Regions from separate parts of the Homo sapiens genome. Here region 1 is linked to region 2. Evidence: chromatin loops called from intact Hi-C (ENCODE). Cell type or tissue: heart right ventricle. All regions are shown on one strand. Links, peaks and the distances in the headings refer to the core of each region. The heading gives the core; the rest is flanking DNA.

The links. Peaks named below come from ENCODE experiments on the same cell type or tissue, not always from the same donor. Only the 100,000 strongest peaks of a DNase experiment are listed, where the experiment ranks them.
Region 1: it touches region 2 in a loop (2.5-fold over the local background); 3 of 110 quality-filtered maps call a loop at or near these places.

The regions. Positions count from the first base shown.
Region 1 is chr9:98,771,924-98,781,605 of GRCh38, reverse strand. ANKS6 (ankyrin repeat and sterile alpha motif domain containing 6) reads left to right here. Exons shown (of 15, transcript NM_173551.5): 6 at 1,269-1,417; 7 at 3,182-3,380; 8 at 4,152-4,201; 9 at 7,526-7,729. Among named protein-coding and RNA genes, the nearest start is that of ANKS6, 20 kb to the left of the region's middle. In heart right ventricle, for the core only: CTCF peaks have their summits at 5,360, 5,572 (motif pointing right) and 6,620 (motif pointing right); a DNase peak (open chromatin) is centred at 5,585.
Region 2 is chr9:98,473,820-98,483,501 of GRCh38, reverse strand. It overlaps GABBR2 (gamma-aminobutyric acid type B receptor subunit 2), which reads left to right. Exons shown (of 19, transcript NM_005458.8): 5 at 2,505-2,570. Among named protein-coding and RNA genes, the nearest start is that of TBC1D2, 220 kb to the right of the region's middle. In heart right ventricle, for the core only: no CTCF peak of the experiment used is centred there; a DNase peak (open chromatin) is centred at 5,349; H3K27me3 peaks cover 265 bases.

The sequences.
Region 1 (9,682 bases), core at 613-8,612, 300 kb before region 2:
CCTCAAAGAGGTCTGAGAGGGGAAGCAGAGGTTCACATCCTCTTGAAGAGATGAGGTCGCCAAGACTCGGGAAGTGATCTGTCCCAGCCAGAGGGTTGGAGTCCTGTGCCCCAAGTCCAGTGATCCTACTCCACCTCATTGGAGACCTTCTTCACTTGCCAAGAGTTTGTTATTCGGAATCAGTCCGCAGCCACTCTCGCTGGATCTCATACACACTTTTTCTGAGAAACTCATCTTTTCAGTGTTCCTCTTCTCCCTAGCCTCCACTGCCGTTTATTCCCTTTCCCAATAAAACAGTCTATTCCTAGGAATATTTTGCCTACTGGGTTTTTAAATGAAGTGTTTACACAAAACTTTTGAAGAAACTCATGCCTATTATTGAATACTTGGAGAGAAAAAAGAAATAACCTGGCGTGGATGGCTCACGCCCATAATCCCAGCACTTTGGGAGGCTGAGGTGGGTCGATCACTTGAGGCCAGGGGTTCGAGACCAGCCTGGCCAACATGACGAAACCCCATCTCTACTAAAAATACAAAAATTAGCCAGGCATGATGGCGGGCACTGTAGCCCCAGCTACATGGGAGGCTGAGGCAAAGAACCGCTTGAACCTAGGAGGTGGAGGTTGCGGTGAGCCAAGATTGTGCCACTGCACTCCAGCCTGGGTGACAGAGCAAGACTCTGTCTCCAAAAAAAAAAAAAAAGAAATAGTCATCAAGAAAAAGCATTGTTAATAGTTTGGAGTAGTTTCTTCTCAATCTTTTTTGCAATGCTTTTTTTATATAACTGAGTTGGGTTCCTAATAACTTCATAATACTTAGTATTTTTAAAGCACTTGTATTGCTCTAAAGGAATTCCCGTGAATTGATAAGATACCTTTATGTGGTGGGTATTAATGTCACTGACTTGTACAGACGCACAAAGAGGCTTTGTAATTTACCTGCAGTTACACAGCCAGGGAGGGACAGAAGCAGAATCTGAACCTCTGCAGCCTGGCTGTGAAGCCTGCACTTTTAAACACACTGTCCCCCTGCCTTCCTCATGAGAGAGGACTTCCGGTTTTTCTTTCTGGTTAAGTAGGTTAAGCCCTGCTGGCTTTGTTTGCCACCTTTTGAAGATCAGATGGAGAGGCAGGTGCCTTGATTCTGGAATTACACAGACCCTGGAGCTGCAGGGCTGAGTTCTAAGTCTAACAGGGGTCATCTTGAGTCTTCTCCTTATGGCCCAACAGACATATTTGCAGGTAAAATGATGCCTTTTGTGTCCATAGACACGGAACTTGTTCGACTGCTGGCATCTGTCTGCATGCAGGTGAATAAAGACAAAGGCCGGCCGAGCCACCAGCCTCCCCTGCCCCACTCGAAGGTCCGACAGCCCTGGAGCATCCCAGTGCTGCCCGATGACAAGGGTGGACTGAAGGTTTGCCTTTTCCTGTCTTAAAGGGGCTTGGGGGCTAGGGAGATGGGGGCTGGCGGGGAGCCTGCTGCCTCCTATGCACCCAGGCTGGTTTATGCTAGGGAGTCCCTGCAGGGGTGGCAGGTGAGCTGGCATTGAGCAATAGGAAACAAAGGGGACCAGGAAAAACTGGGGAGACTGTGACCATGTTGTGGCAACAGTGGCTGCTTTGTAAGAATGTGGGTCCACGCGGCCGGGCACGGTGGCTCACGCCTGTAATCCCAGCACTTTGAGAGGCCAAGACGGGCGGATCACGAGGTCAGGAGATTGAGACCATCCTGGCTAACACGGTGAAACCCCGTCTCTACTAAAAATACAAAAATTAGCCGGGCATGGTGGCGCACGCCTGTAGTCCCAGCTACACGGGAGGCTGAGGCAGGAGAATGGCGTGAACCCGGGAGGCGGAGCTTGCAGTGAGTCGAGATCGCGCCACTGCACTCCAGCCTGGGCGACAGAGCGAAACTCCGTCTCAAAAAAAAAGAAAAAAGCTTGAGCCTGGTAGGCTGTGGTTGCAGTGAGCTGAGATCACGTCACTGCACTCCAGCCTGGGCGACAGAACAAGAACTTGTCTCAAAAAGGAATGTGGGTCCATATTACTAGATCTCTCTCTCTTTTTTTTTTAAAGGAAAAAATAGAAATCCAGATTTTGATATGGAATCTTAATTTATAAGTACAGGGAATTTTAGAAAATTCTGCATGATGTAGTACTGAGCTGGCCAAAGCAAACACTTCTCTTCCCAAGGAATCCGTTTGCAGCCTCTGCTTTACTGTGCAGGATATTTGCTGATCATGCCACTCTGGGGTCTCCCTGCAGTCCACAGGCCCTGCCAGCTTCCTGGAAACACCAGAAACAAGCTCTGGTGGCTGCTTGTAACTGCAAGCTGAGACTTTCTCTTTGGATTTCTCATCTTCCACATCCTGCTCTACTTGTTTGAAATCAAACTTACTTTATGCCTGAGAAAACAAAACAACACACTGGTCTTGTCTGCTGACCTCCCCAGTCTGCATGGGGTGGTAGCGCCTTCTGAGGGCTGCAGACTCGGCGCTCCTTTTGTGTCCATTGCTGGCTCAAGCTCTGCATCCTTCCTGACTGTGTTGTTCTCATAGCTCCCTTCATTCCTGCTCTTACTGCCATTTCCACAGGCAGGCCCTCACAGATGCCCTTCGTGGCTGTTCATTAACCTCTGAGTGGTCATGGGTTACAAGCGTTCCCAGGAGGTAGTGCCTGTCCTCTCTAGGTGAGGCTCAGCTATAGGAGCAGCTGGCCCAGGCCCTGGTATAGAGATCCTGATGCCTCTCACGTTATCACCAGAGCAGGAGGAGGGAGATTATGCTATTGTAGACGCTTAGGAATCTGGAGCTGCCTCTGTGTCCATCTGTCCCTGTCTCACTGTAAGACCTCAAGCAAGTCAGCAATCCTGTCTGGGTCTCCATTTCTCAATCTGTGCAATGAGGAGATTGATTAGATGAGGGGTGGCAAATAGGGTTCACTGCCACCTCCAGGCTATTGGAAGTGACTGCCTAAGGGCTGGGTCAGGAAAGATTTAGTGAGTAACCATGGCTTATTGGGAATGGGTGCTATCATTGATCAGTAATGTCTGTCTGGGCCCCAGGAGAGGGGAGGGCAGGCACATGTGAATGTAGTCACTGTCTCTGGGCTGGCAGGTCCTGGGCCTGGTCTCCTTGCCCTTCCTGGAGCATGACTTCTGCTCTGCGTTCCTTTGGCAGTCCTGGTGGAACCGAATGTCCAATCGGTTCCGAAAGCTCAAACTGATGCAGACGCTGCCCCGTGGGCTGTCCAGCAACCAGCCTTTGCCTTTCTCTGACGAGCCTGAGCCAGCTCTGGACTCCACAATGAGGGCTGCCCCCCAGGACAAGACAAGCCGCTCTGCACTCCCTGATGCGGCCCCTGTGACCAAAGACAATGGTGAGAAAAGTCTGCATGTGCAGTAGAATTTTTGGAATGGTCTGAGCCTGTACCCTCTGCCCTTCATCCTACCTCCTGGGTTGCTGTCAGGGGTAAGATGATGTTGGAATGGGACACTGGAGCATAGAGGCTGGTCTGGTGGAAAAGATACTTAGGCAGGGACACAACCACCAAGAGTGTGATAGAATGAGAAGGTGCTGGCCAGTGGCAAGAGGCCCAGGTTCCTGTCCCACACTCCCTGCTGAGGGACGACAGGGAGTCGTCCTCTCTCTTGCCTTTGATAGGTGGTTTTCCCCACCTCTGAAATGTGATTGGTCTATGACACTGAAAGCATCTTGAAATAAAATGAGTTACTGGGAGGGTGTGAGTAGTGAGCTCCCCGTCACTCAAGGTATTCAACAGCTTGGATAACTTTGTCAGTTTGCTGAAGGAGATTCCCATACTGACTGGAACATAGATAAGATCCCTTCTAACAGTCAGATTCCCCATGACCAGATTAGCTACTTTGGCACCACTGTCTGAGACAGACTATTGAGCTGGGGGCACCACTGTCTGACTCAGTACGGCAGTGGTTTATGGAAAAGCTGAAAACATGCTCCAATATACCTTTTAAATGCCTTCCTTCTATTAAAATATCGAATACCAATTATTATTAAATATTTAAGCACCCAGGAGAGTTGGTTTTCCAGGTTGAAGCCTGCCCCAGTCACTCATCCTTATGCTGTGGACACGTGGAGGGGTCATTTCAGGAAATTTCCATTTGTCTCTCAGGTCCTGGGAGCACAAGAGGAGAAAAGGAAGACACGTTATTGACAACCATGGTGAGTGTGGGGCTTTTCTAAAAGCATTTTAGGTCTCCGGCAATCATCAGTTGATTGATTTACAAGGAGGGATGTAGGTGTTTGTCTGTCTTTGTAGTGGTCACAGATAGGGTTGGTGATGAGAATGTGTAACAGTGGGCTTAGCTCTGGCACTGAGGAGTCAGAACAGATGCCAGCTCTAAACTGTGGAGAGGGCTGTGCTGGTGCTCACCCGCTGGGTGTCAGCCCTGGCCCTGTTCTCATGGAGGCAGGGGATTGAGGGTAGGAATTGATGGGCAGCATGAGAAATGAAGACTCACCATTTGGGCTGTGGAGAACCAGGGTGAGAGGAGTCAAAGAGGAGGCTATGTTTCCAGCTGGGGAGGCCTCAGTTTCCTCATCTGTAACTTAGAGATGTATTAGGATTAGGGTCAACTGTGAGTAACGGAAAATCCCCAAGTAACAATGGTGTAAATAAGACAGCAGCCTACTTCATTCAAGTAAACAAAGTCCAGAACTAGTATATGGCTCATTGGAGTTAGGGACTTGAGTCCTTTCTGCCTGTTGGTCCCCCATGTGTAGTTTCTGTTTCTCAGGTCACCTCTTGGTTCAAGATGGCTGCCAGAGCTCTGGCCCATGACGGCCTCATTCCAGCCAGCAGGAGAGAGGAGGGGAGAAGAGGTAGCCATGGGCACATGCCAGCTGTCTTTAAGGAAGTTTCTTGGGGCCACGCACAGTAGCTCATGCCTGTAATCCCAGCACTTTGGGAGGCGGAGGCAGGTGAATCACGTGAGGTCAGGAGTTTGAGACCAGCCTGGCCAACATGGTGAAACCTCATCTCTACTAAAAATACAAAAATTAGCTGGGCATGGTGGTGGGCGCCTGTAATACCAGATACTCGGGAGGCTGAGGCAGGAGAATTGCTTGAACCCGGGAGGTGGAGGTTGCAGTGAACCAAGCTCGTGCCATTGCTCTCCAGCCTGGGCAACAGAGCAAGATTCTGTCTTTAAAAAAAAAAAAAAAAAGGGTTTTTGGCAACTACTCTGCTTAAATCACAGTGGGGAAGCTGGGAAATGAAGTCTTTGTTCCAAGTGGTCCTGTGCCCATCTAAATGAACATTAGGGGTGTCATTTCTAAGATGTGAAAAGTAGATACTGGGGGACAGTTTGCAGTCTCTGACTTCGGGGATCCCTCATGGTTATGGTTTTTAAACAAGATCACTCCCAGGAAGTTCTTAGCATAGTGTCTGGCCCAGAATAAGCTCCGTGGTGTGAACTTGGATGTGTTACCTCCCCTCTCTGGGTTTCACGTTTGTTTCCTCTGACATGAGAGCTTAGTGGTTAAAGTTGGACTTGAGTCCCTTTAGCGCTAAGACCCTAATACTAGCCAGCAGAGGGCAGTATTGCTGAGGACAAGGGAGCAGAGGGGGCTCCCAGAAAAGGCATCAGCAGTGTCAGGAACTTTAGAGCCCAGCGAGGGGTCCTGACCCAATCTGCCCACGGCTCCCTGCCACCCCAACAGGTGTAAATTGATGGCTCGAACACTGACTGTGGGGGCTTGTGCTGCCTGACGTTTGATCATGTTATTAAATAGCAATAATTATTTTTGGTGTGAAGACAGAAATGCTATTTTAGAAATTTTGGAAGAAGCAGTAAAACATATAGAAGGAAAATAAATTCATCCCTGATCACACACCCAACTATAACCATGGTTGGCATTTTTATGGATATGTCTTTTGAGTATTTTTTGTAAGCAGTTTTTTAGCATGTATAAATATGATATGATGTTGTATATAATAATAGCAAATACCATAGCTTTTACTAAGTACCAGCTACTATTCATCGCACTTTGCATGTATCAGCTCATTTAATATTCCTGAGGTTGGCACTGTTAGTATCTTTCCCATATTGTGTTGAATCCAATTTATTTGTGATTTATGTGTTGTGACCATCTTTTCCATGTCATAAAACACCATGTAGCCACATCATATTTAATGGCTACATTAGAACATTCTAGTGTAGGAACGTGTCTCTTTATCCAAGACTGAACTGTCAGACTCTGGGATTTCTAGTTTTTTGTTATTTTAACAGCTCAGATGAATGTCCTTATACCTTCGTTTCCCCCACTTGCCTGATTATTTGCTCAGGATGAATACCTAGAAATGGAATTCCTGGGTCAAAGGTTGTGAATGTCATTGGCTTCCAGAAAGATAGCAACAATTTAGACTGTTACCCCAGGGAGGGAAAATACCCTTTTGTGGTGGTGGATTTGTCGCTGTGAGTTTCCAACTCAACCCCGTTTGCTGGATGAGCTTGTTGTGGTCTAGAGGGAAAGAGGGGACAGCACTTGTTTAGAGACTCAGAAAAGCAGGACAGAGCCAGCCTGGGAACCCCGGAGGTGTACTACTTCCCCAACTGCTCATGCCCTGTAGAGGGCGCCAGTGTGCCTGCCCCCCCATAATGGGTGGGGTGGCCCGGCTGCCCTGCTGATGGGCATGTGCAGCCATCAGTGTGGAGATGCCCGCCTGCTCGGCTCCCGAGGCGAGTTTAGCTGTGGGATGCCCGTTGCTGCAAAGCTCCATCTGGCACAAAGTTCACTATTTTTCTTAATTAAGGTGAGCTTGGTCTGTGAACACTTCCTTGAAGATCTAACAGTCATTACTGTGTAGATTTTATACTGACCCCCAAATCACATTTTCAAAATTAAAAATTAAATTACAATTAAATGTCAGCAGCAGGAGGCGTGGCTGGAGCAAGCTGGGATGTGGGGGGCTGGGGAAGAGAGTGGTGCTGAGCCCTAGCCCTTATCACCTCCTGCTTCCTTCTTCACTCCCAATGGCTGCTCATGCTGGTCTCCTTGCAGCACTGCACCCATGTCCTGCTCCTCTAGGTTCCAGGCCTTTCCATATTCTGGCCCCTCACTCAGTCTGGAATGCACCTCCTGGTCCTCACTGGCCCAGCTTAAACTGTCGTTCTCAGCTCGGTTCCCACAAAGGTGCCTTCACTGTGCAGCAGGGGCACCCCTCCTCTGTGTTCTCCCAGTTCCCCTGCCTCCCCCACAGCACACCAACATCATCTGCTTCTCCTTGGCGCTCTGTCTCCTCTGCCCCATTCTGATCTTGCTGCTGTGAGGAGAGATCCAGAAGAAGCCTGGTGTTGGCGCAGAGCAGACATGGGTGTTGTGCGGTTACTGGGAGGAGAGCTGTAGATGCCACATAGCTCCCGGCTTGGGTGGAGGGGTGGATGGTGGTGCCATGCCCCAAGAAGCAGGAAAAACATGGAGTCTTTCCTGCAGAGTTGGGAGCCCTCCTGGGGGCTTGTCTAACCCTCAGCCTGTCTTTTTCAGCTTCGAAACGGAGCTCCCCTCACCAGACTCCCGAGTGACAAGCTGAAAGCAGTCATCCCCCCATTCCTACCCCCTTCCAGTTTTGAGCTGTGGAGCTCTGATCGGTCCCGGACGCGTCACAACGGGAAGGCAGACCCCATGAAGACTGCGCTGCCCCAGAGAGCCAGCAGGGGCCACCCCGTGGGCGGCGGGGGCACAGACACTGTAAGTTGTCTTCTGACACACTTTTACACATCACTCACTGCTCACTGAGATCATGGTGTGTTCCAGGCAGCGGGACCTCAAACCGACGAATCCAGAGGGGTTGCAACTTTTTTTTTCTTTTGAATGGATGATATCCTTTTGTCTAATGAAGCCCTACAGAGCAACTCAGTATGGAAAATAGATTAAAATGTTGAGGTAGCAGGGAACATCTGTCCCCTCACTGGAACCCTAGATCTCCAAGGAGCACAGTTTGAAGACCTGATCCATCTAATCCAACCTTCCTTTTAGTAGATGAGGAAACTGGGACCCAGGGAGTGGGAGTAATAGCTGAAGATCACCAGCCAAGTGTGAGTGAACCATAATCAAGAGCAAACACTCAGCGGCAACTCTGTGTGCTACTGGTGTTTTCTTGTGCCCAAGAGTATGACTTCTATCCTTTTGACTGTAGTGATTTCTAACTTGGTGGCTCTTGGTCTGTTTCTGAAATTGACAGTCTCATCAGTGTGGAAGGTATCTGTGTGTAACCTGTATCTAGATGGTAGATGCAGCAAATGGGCAAGACGAAGGGATTCAGGACTGACCCTGTCGCCATGTGCTGGGTGATTGGAGAAACGTGTGGCCTCTATCTCTATACGATGGGGCTGACCCCAGCACTCACTGCTGCCTCCTAGGGCTATGATAGTATGAGATCACCTGCAGGAGACCAAGAGCCTGGCGCCTGGAGATGCTCTCAAAACAGGCAGGACAGGTTTGCATTTAGTCCACTATTCTCGATCAGGTAGGAACGGGGGAGTTGTAGAACCCATCCCTGAGACTTCTTCTATGGCTGTGTTTCCTTGAGAATTTAACCCTAGAGGGACAGAACATCAACTTGACTTGCTTCATTTGCTCAGTGAACATTAACTGAATCCCACTGCCATGTAGCCCAGTCAGCCCCATTCTGCCCTAGAAGAGGTGGTGGTCTGGGTGGCAAAGACACAGGCACAGAACATGAGGCAGGGAGCAGTGTTAGGAGTGTGGGAGCGCCAGAGAGGTGACCGTGTGTGGTAGGGCACTCGGGAGGCCTCCAGGAAGAGGCGACAGCTGAGCTGGGATTTGCAGGCTGTGGAAGAGTTTTCTCCCCAGTGGAGTGCAGGCAGCAGCGTCCCAGGTAGAGGGAGAGAGAACGTGAGCTATGGCCTTTGCAAGTGTGTTCTGTTTCGCTTACTCAGCAGAGGGGCCTCATTCTGGGCCCTGGGGATCGTGTCACTGTCCCTCCCTTAGGAGTGCCCACAGTGGGGGGCCAGGGCCCTGGGATCTGTCACTGTCTCTCCCTTAGGAGTGCCCACAGTAGAGGACCAACAAGAGGACCTTCGTTTTGGTGTCCTATGGCTGCTGTAACAAGTCACCACAAACTGCATGGCTTAAAACAACAGAAATGTATTCTCTCACAGTCCTGCAGGCAGAAAGTCTGAAATCAAGGTGTCAGCAGGGCCCTGCTCCCTCGGGAGGCTCCGGGGAGATCCTTTCTTTCCTCTGACAGCTTCTCTTGATTCTAGGCTTCGCTTGGCTTGTGGCTGCATCACTCCAGTCTCGGCCTCCGTGGTCACATTGCTTCCTCATTTGTCAAAATTCCCTCTGCCTTTTCTCTTATAAAGATACATGTGATTGCATTTAGAGCCCACCTGGATAATCCAGGATAAGCTCCTCCTCTCAAAATCCTTGACTTGGGCACATCTTAGGTAAGCACATATAAGCTCATCCTCATTCTCATGCCTCATAAGGTAACAGTCAAAGGTTCTGGGAATTAGGACACTGTGTATCTTTTTGGCGGCTGCAATTCAGCCCACTGCAACCTTTAATCACATCTACTGAGTGCCTTCTTTGTGCCGAGGCCAGAGCTGGGTACTAGGCATATAGCAGAGAACCAAGTCCCCATGGAGCTGGCAGTCCACTGGGGCATCATACACACAG
Region 2 (9,682 bases), core at 1,090-9,089:
ACATCTTGAATGTGCTAAGGAGCTCAGTGTTTGATCTGCAAACCTCAGGAAGCCATGGACAGATTTCACACAATCAGACTTGAATCTAGGAATGAACCCTTCCTCTGCTCTGTGGCGATGGGTGGATGGGGCAGGATTCATGGCAAGGGTGCAGGGAGGCTGTTGCTGTTCACTGAGTAAGGAATGATGGTAACCAAACTCAGGGCAGTGGGGCTGGAGGGTTGGGACTGATTAAGGAGCTAGTTGTGAGCAGACAGAACCAACAGATTCCAGTTATGGCTTGGATGAGGGTTGAAGAAGAGGAGTGAGTCTAAGATGACTCCCAAGTTCCTGACATTGTCAGAAATGGAAAACACAGGAGGAGGAAAGGGCCTCTTGGGAAAGCTGGTGGATTCAGCTTGGGACATGTTGCGCTGGAGGTGCCTGAGAGAATCCAACTGGAAGAGTCTGGTGGGAAACTGGAGAAAATCTGAGGCTGGGGGGAGAGATTTGGAGTCCACAGCACACAGAGAACAGTTGTGGCTGGGGTCATGAACTAGGTGGCCCAGGGAGAGTGATGGGAGCAAAGAGCTAAGGACAGAACACCAGCATTTAGGGATGGGCAGAAAGGTCAGGAGCTGATGATGAGGAGTATGAGCAGGAGTGGCCAGGCAGGCACGAGGGGAGCCAGCAGAGAGCAGCATGGAAGCCACCGGGTGAGTTTCATTATGATGAATTGACAACCACTGGGCAAGGTAGATAGGATTATCCCTTTCTCAGAGATGAAGGAATTGAGGCTCCAGGAGATTAAGAAGCAAAGTTTTCAGCTAATCAGAGGTGGAGCTGTGATTTGAACCCAGGTCTCTGACTTCAAAATCTAATAAGCTGTTTTTACCATACCATGTTTAGCAACACAGGGTTTGGCACAAAGTAGATGATCAATAGATACTTGCTGGATGAAAGGATGGATGGATGCATGGGTACTGTCAGCAGCAAAAAATGCTAAAAATTTTTAACGAACAAGCAGAAAGATCTTGGAGCATGCCTGGAAGCAAGTCCACAGAACGGAAGCAGCTTAGAACTTTTTATAGCATTGCAGACGTGGTGATGACAAAGGCTTGCCTTCCTTCCACTGCTCTGTTAACGATCTTTTAAAGTCCTTTCAGAGCCAGTGTTTTTTTTCCCCTCTTCTTTCCATTCTTGCTTGCAAACGAAAGATGATTTTAGAATCCAGGCCTTCTTTATTTTGCTAAAGTACATGATGAGTAAAATGGCCTCTCAGTCAGCACTTTCCAATTTTGAAAGATGCTAAAAACTGATCTTTAAAAGCATATTTTTCTACTTTATGCATCAAAGGGCCATGAGGCCTGCTGGAGGGGATGGATGAACTGCAGGAAGGTGGCACCACCTGCAAGGCTGGGCCTCACTGTGGAGGGCAGGAAGCGGCTGGGATGGGGAGCAGGTGTTTGGGCCAGGGCCTGGCTGGTCTCCTGGTGGCCGCCCCACCCGTTCTCTTTCAGCCTGTTCTTCTCCATGGGACAGGACGCAGCTGGATCCCAATGCCCCAGAAAGCAACAAAGACCCCATTTACCTGACCCATGAGAGCCTCTGGCTGATGCTCAGTAATTGTCTGTTGAATGAATGAATGAGTCACAGGGGTCACTGTACACATTCCTATTAACCACACTGAGATAATGAATGTAATCCCATGTATAGAGCTTTCAAAAATAGATTTTCCTTAGAAATAAAGGTGGACACTCACTATGTGCTAGGCACTGTGTTAAGCACTTTACAAGGACTATTTCACTTAGTCTTCCCAGAAATCCGGTAAGGAACGTACTACCATTATCCTCATTTTGCAGATGAGGAAACTGGGGCTGAGATGGAAAAGGAGCGACCAGAGGCCACCCATGGTTTGTTGGTAGAGCTGAGATGCGAACAAAGCTCAAAGCAAGTCTGAAACCTCTTAATTGGGAAGCTCTGTAGGCTCCAGGAATTTCTTGAGGGATTAACTATCAGGAAGGTAGAAAGGGCTAGAACACTGTGCAGGGCAGCAGAGTGTGGTTGGCTGGGGTCTTGTCTCTGCCACAAACTCCCCAGGGGCCTTAGAAGCTCCTTTCTCCTCATCTGGCCTCAGTTTTCCTATATGTAAAGTGTGGAAGAAAGTTAGATGATGCTTCCATGGACTGCAGGATTTGCCTGCCCTGGTGGGAGGAGAACAGGGGAGGTTGCAAGGCCCCTGAGAGCAGTCAGCTTTAGCCTCCAGCCTGTACAGACTTGCCCTAGGGCTTGCCCATGAGACCAGGGTGGACTGACTGCAGGAGCCACAGGAAAGCCAGCCCTGGAGAGGGCTAGAGAATCCAGGCTGGGCTGGGGTTGGGGGTGAGGTTCTGCCCTGCCCACCTTCCCAGGCAGAGCTCTGGGCTAAGAGCCAGAGGTGAAGGAATGTTGTCTGCCACAGCCTTGAACCCTTTATGGGGTGCTGAACATCTACTCACCTTCATGATGTGTCCTTCCATCCACAGGGGAATGATGTGCGGATCATCCTTGGCCAGTTTGACCAGAATATGGCAGCAAAAGTGTTCTGTTGTGTAAGTAAAACAGTTGTATCATTCGTGTCTTTGGGGAGGTTCACGAAGCTTTTTCCCATACTCATTATCTCCCTGCTCAGTCTGTGAGTGGGATCACAGGACTGGAGCCTGGGTTCCTGGAAGCAGAAGAGTTGCGTTCACTGTTCTTTCCTCTTTCCAGGGAGCTAAAACCCCAGGGCTCAGAACAATACCATCATCGAGGAACCAGGGACCTCAGTCTAACCCATAGTCTAAGCCTTGTTGGCTAATTCTAAGTCTGCTCAACTTAGCCAGGGAGATACCAGAAATCAGGGTGAGGCTGAAGTGACTCAGACCCCCTCCCTGCCCTGTAGGTAGGGCTCAGAGTCTTAGGTTAGGGACAAATTATCAACTATTGATTTTCTCCTCCTGAATCCTTTACAGCTGTCTAGTGACAGATGACAAAGGTGACCTTTTTATGCCTTATCTCATTTAATCTTTTCAATAACCATGTGAAGCAACTATGATTTTCCCATTTTACAGATGAGGAAATAGAGCTCCATAGAGTAAAGGGACTTGTCCAAGGGCCCTCAGCCAATTCATGGCAGAGCCAAGGCTCCATCCCCATTAACCTGATCCCCAATCTAGTCTCTAAAAAAAAAAGGTTTTCTCCATATGACTTCTAGCTTAAGTTAGATGTAGGGGACAGAACACAGGAACTAAGTCAGTTTCCATTTTGATGTCCCAGCTCCCAATCCTCCCCATCATGTCAGGAGAAAAGTCAACAAAATGAAAGCCCAGGCAGGTGAGTCACTGTCTGCCCAATAAGCTTCACCTTTTAGACTGAGGTCATTCTAGGCGTAGTGTCTGGTGACGGGCCGCAGATCTCTGATCTTTTTGTCAGTAATGTGGATGAGGTTATAAATAGGAATTCTAGAAATCATGAAATACATTGGATGACAGAGTTTGAGTGCAAAGAACTTTAACAGGTTGGAATGTTTGATTAAATCCAAGCAGAGTAAATGGTCCTAACATATTATATTAGAACAAATGAAGCTGCCTAAGTCCAAGTGGTAGAGGGATAGCTGAGGAGTACTGTGTGTTGAGAAGAGAAGGGACTTTGGATGTTCCAGATGACCCCCAGTTTACTACCGGGTCTGGCAACTAAGGTCATCAGCATGAGCACAGTGCCAGAGAGCCGAGGTGACCTCAAATTGCATGTCTACACCCAGGGCAGGGTAGTCCCTCTGCTCTTTGCTGGAGAGACCCCACCTAGGGAGACCTGCCCAGCTCCTGGTGGCCTGTTTTGGACAGATGTAGGAATTGAAAAGAGACAAGCAGCGAGGATAGGGTAGTGGCTGCAAGCCGTGGTCACGTGTGGTTATTTGAACCTGAAGGCTCAGGAGCAAAACGAGAACTGTCCGATCATCTTCTGATTTAGCCGGGAGAAGGGAGAGGCTGTGAGGCTGACATTTCAGGGGATCTTGGATGGAGGCTGGCACTCAGGAGCCAATCAGCTTGGGCTTGAGTCCCTGTTCTGCTACTTATTATTGAAGTTGGGTATGTTGTTTACACTCTCTGAGCCCCAGTTTCTCATCTGTAAAATGGGGATTGTAACACCTGTCTGATAAGATTGTTGAGCAAAAACCCTCTGCATAGTACCTCATGTACAGTGAACCCTCAGCAGATACCAGCCATCTTTTTTTGGTTGTTTATATAGGGTCTCAGGTGTCCAAAGATGGAATGGGCCACCATTTACTGGCAAGTTTTATGGGTAGATTCCACAAAATTGTGTTAAGCATTCTATTTATCAGTGGAGAGTAGCAAGAGGTCTTTCCACATTGAAATCGAAGGAGGACCATGAGAAAAATAGAAAATATAGAGTGAATAGATATAAAAATTTTACTCCAAAACTCATAAAACCTTGCTGCTTACTACGTAGGGTCCAGAAATAACCCACTTTAAAAAGGAAAATAATGGTCCAAATTTGAGAGCGTGCTTTCTTTTACAAAAGAAACTCGGTATCCCCTCTCCAGTATCCCCAGGGCCTTGCAAGGAGCTGGTACATGGTGGGTGATTGGTGTTGATCGAATGAGGAAAACAAATAACTTCAGAAAAAATAAATTAATAAAAATGATCTATGAAGATGCCACACCAGACCCTGGCCACCTCCAGTTTGCAAGAAACATAGATGGGCCTTATGTTCTGATTTAAGCCAAATCAAAGCCCAGGTGTGACTGTGATCTCACTCTGCCACGCACTGGGGTGAGTTTCCAAGTGGCTTTCCCAGCCATGGTTTCTGCTTCTGAACAGATGGCATGGCTGTCTACCTTTCAACCCAAAGCCCCCTGGCTTGTCTGCCTTCCACATGGTACGGGGACATCATCCCACCTTCTCATCCCATTTTCCTCTTCACTCTTGTTAGTTTTGGCATTTTGAGATGAGGTTTCTCTTAGAGTCTTCACTTGCTGCCCCATTCCGAGGAGTTTCTCAGAGGCTTTGGGCTGGGTATAGTGTCCATGTGTTGGGTCCCCAGATGGAATCTGCCCTCAAGGACTTATGGTCTTGTCTGGTTGGGAAGGAGTTCTTCTGGAAGGTCCAGAAGGTCCTAAGGAGACTGTTCAATGTTTTCACGCTGGATCAAGACTGATAAGTGACAGAGGGAGGGGACGCTCAGAGCAGAGGCCCCCAAGAGAGCCTTCCGATCTCTATTGGAGTCAGAGCAGAGACCACATGGAAACAACCATGTCTCTGCCATCCAAATGCTGCCCTGGAAACTTTACAGCGTGTTGCTGTGTTCTTGAGATTGGAACTGCCACCCAATGGGATCGCAGACTCCAGCAAATGCAAGGCCTATTTATAGCCCTGTGGCAAATGTTCATTTTGGCATCAGCACAGTATGAGCATGGCATGTTGCTTTTGTCTTCTCCTCTGTCCTCAGTGGTCTGTTCTAAATTCTCAAGCACTCTAATGTGGGTTCTGGTTTTAGCTCTGCCAGCTGTGTGACCTCAATCAGGTCGCTTTACATCTCTGGTCCCCAGCTGCCTCATCTCTGAAATGGAAGCAATGATCCGTACCCTGTCTGCTTCATGGGGTTGTCGAGAGGCTTAAATGAGGCCACCAAAGGGAAAGCTTCATCCTAACTGTTAACTGCCTTACTGATGCGAGGGTTTATTACTATTATTGTTGTAAACCTTAATATAAAAAGGAAACGTCTTTCTTGCATGGGGAGTGGAGGAGGCAAAAGGAAACTTAATTAAATGATGAAATTAGATTTTTTTTTAAATTGTGTCATGGCTACATGTATACAGCTAGTAAGAACCAAAGGGGTTCATGGGGCTGAACCGTGTGAACTCAGGATGGCCCACTCTCATGCAATAGTACCCGTTTGTCAGTCATAGGTCCTAAGACCACATTTCTACCAGATGCAGAGAAAATGGAGGTGTGGTGGCTCATGCCTGTGATCCCAACACTTTGGGAGGCCAAGGCTGGAAGATAGCCTAAGCCCAAGAGTTAGACCAGCCTGGGCAGCATGGCAAGACCTCATCTCTACAAAAAATTTAAAAATTAGCTGGGCGTGGTATCATCTGCCTGTATTCTCAGCTACTCAGGAGGCTGAGGTGGGAGGATTGCTGGAGCCCAGAAGTTCGAGGCTGCAGTGACCCATGGTCATGCCACAGCATTCCAGCCTGAGTGACAGAGACAGACCCTGTCTCAAGAAAAAAGAAAACAAAAATCAAGGTGACCAAGTAAATTAGAAATGCATTCATTCGGTCGGTCCACAACCGTTGATTGAGTAGCCCCTGTATACCAGGCACTGTAGAAAGCCCTGGGGCTCCAGGAGAGAACTGGCATGGCCCCACCCTCCCAAAACTCCCCAACTGGCAGAGGAGACAGAGAAGCATACCAGTGCCTAGTTAAAACTCATGTGTCCAACAACCTCAGCCCTTCTGACCATAGGAATACTGCAATGGAGTCCTGGAGGCATTTCCACAGTTGCATTAGACAATGGATGATCTATCCAAGCCCAGTCTACCTCCCTTGCAGGAGAGCCTCACTCAAAGCCTGCTTGCTTTTGCTCTACAAATATGCTTAGCAATCTAGGCGCCCTACTTTCCAAGTCTATAGCAGTTTAAAAGCAGCAAATTCAGAGTGAGGCAGAGGAACTTGATGATAGTGAAAAATGACAGTGTAGAACTGACAGCTAGAAAGGAGACAAAAAGCCATGAAAAGTGGATCCAAAGTCTAAGTACAACTGTCTGGGGCCATCTGGTGTTTGGGGCAGTCTTCTCTAAGCCCAAGAACATAGCCCAGAACAGTGACTTATGTTCAGAATGAAACTATGGGTTACCAAGAGGAGAAGAGAATGAGAAGGGGCAGCTAAAATGTTTCTGAACATAGTGTTTGCCATGCATGATACACAAATTATCTCATTTAATTCTTAAACCAGTACAGTGAGGCAGGCTTTGCTTTCCTCTGTCTGTCCATGGGAAAAGTGGGGCTCCAGGAGTTGTGTGCATGAGTTACCTGGCAGGCATGTGGCAGAAAATCTGCTGTTTGACTGTATTATTTTTTTCCCCAAAAAGTCAGAAGCTAGGTTAGAAAAAGTTTTGTCTTCATCAAAATTGACTAATGTTCTAAATAAAATGTATTATCATTCAAATGGAATAAGCTTCTGTTTTCTGGAAAACTCACTTACAAGAAACAGCTACAACAGGACAGTAGCTGGTTGAAGAACTGTCAGAGCTGATCTGATTTTCTGCTCTGAACTTCCTGCTCAGTGCTGCCTCTTAATTAATTACCACATGGTCTTAATTATCACATGTGTGAAGAAAATCTGCCTTTGTGTCTGATCAGAAGGCCTTTTCATATCCTCACTCTGAGTTTTTTTGTTTGTTTGTTTGTTTTTTGAGACAGAGTCTCACTCTGTCACTCAGGCTGGAGTACGGGGGTGTGATCTCAGCTCACTGCAACTTCTGCCTCCCAGGTTCAAGCAATTCTCCTGCCTCAGCCTCCTGAGTAGCTGGGATTACAGGCATGTGCCACCATGCCCAGCTAATTTTTGTATTTTTTAGTACAGACAAGGTTTCACCATGTTGGCCAGGCTGGTCTTGAACTCCTGACCTCAAGTGATCCGCCCACCTCGGCCTCCCAAAGTGCTATAGGCATGAGCCAACGCGCCCAGCCACTCTGTATCTACTGATTCTTACTTCCTCATAAGTGGAGCTGTCTCCTTGCCACAACCTTATAAGATTGAGAAAACTTCCAAAAATCCTTTTGTTTTGTTTTACTAAGAGCGGAACTTCAAGAATGGACTTTGAGTCTTGTCCCTTTGACTTACCAGCTATATGTGTTGAGAAAATTTCATCTATAAAATTTAGATAATAGTGCATACCTCATAGGGTAGTTGTGAGAATAAAATAATATATAAAAATAGCAACACACATAATGGGACCTCAATACACATGAGATCTCTGTCAGTAAAAGATGAGAGTTGTGAAGTCTTACAGGCTCTGCCATTGATTAAATGACCTGGGATTACTAGGGTGACCCTTTTATTCAAAAGTCTAGTCCCCAGCCAGGATCTGGCATTTCTTTTCTTTTCTTTTCTTTTCTTTTTTTTTTTTAAAGTTTCTGTGGACTAAATTTCATTCATTAGAGAGAAGCCCCGGAGACTGCCTGCTTTTCTTCAGCTGGGATTTTGTTAGGTAATTAAAATACGAGAGTTTTCTGTATTTTCCATGACAGTTTTGTTTGGGGCAACATTGTAATGTAGTTGCTGCAAAAATGACTGTGATCTGAGGTTGCATTATGAGAAGTACAGTGTCTAAAATGAGGGAAGCGAAGGTCCTGTATCATCGAAGGAGTCTAGTGAAGAGACAGTGTGATCACTGCCTTGAGGTAGTTGAAGGGGTCTTTTGTTAAGCAATGTCTATTTAATCTTCAGATACCTTGCCGAACCAATGGATGGAGACCACAGAGAGGGGATCTGAGCTTAAGTCAAGGAACAAATCTTTTAACTCACATGTACCCCAATGAGCTGCTCCACACTGCAGCCTGGGCTTTCTCAGGTATTAAGGGTGTTTTAGAGGAGTAGCCTCTGGACTTGGGATGAGGAGAGTGCCCCTCTGACTGTTAGAATTGATGGTAACTTTTCTCTAACATATAGGAGTTGTTGGGAGCTCTGGCCTCCCTTCTGTGGACAGACCCTCACTTTAGCCTCCTGGAGCCTAAGTGGAAGGCAGCAAGAACCTTCCCAGGGTCCAGAGCAATCTCAGGCTTCTCTCCCTACACCCTCCTGTCCTCTCACATTAACCCTGCTGTAGGCCAAGGGGTGCGACATGAATGGTTCCCCAACATCTCCTAATGTGGGTGACTCCCCAGGATTGAACGGAAGGATTGTTTAAGGTTTCAGTTTAGAATGCGGGCAGTCCATCAATGCACAGAGGAAATTTCCATCCACCCCTGCTCTCTGTAGTCACTTCTGGGTATTTTGTTTACTTACGGGTACATGACCACCACTTAGAAACTTTATTCTGAACCCAATTTTGATGGAACCTGACAGTCCTACAAACTGGGACTTTTCTGCTTGAATCAAAGCTATCAAAAACCATGATTTTCCTGATATAAAATAATGACAATAAGAATTAGAGTCAAGTAGGGGTGCATTAGAACCTTCTGATGACTTTTCTTTAAATGGAAGGCAAGCAGTGTAGCTTTGTACCCTTAAAGTCAGCAGAACTAGATCCAGGCCTGACTTTTCTCCCTGACTGTTTGACCTTGGAAAAGTTACTTTCCCTCTGATTTTCAGTTTCCTCCTCTCTAGAATGAGGATGATAAACCACCTCCCAGAGTGAATGTGAGTGACAATCAAATAAGATCCATGTAAGATATAAAAATGTAAGGGAATTTTTTTAGGATCTGAATTTATACACTCTGTGTTTTGGATAAAGATTCAGAGCGACTTCTCGGTTTGCCAAGTGGCATCTTATATAAACTACACACTTAGATTAAATTGCCTTGGCCCCTTAAAAATTATTCCCCCTGGGTTGTGTTATGAGGCCTCAGCTTTTAGTAAAGATCTATACAAAAATTAGCTTTATGAAATCTCTTTGTTGTAGAAGTTGTGTTGATACTAAACTGGCTAATTTGAC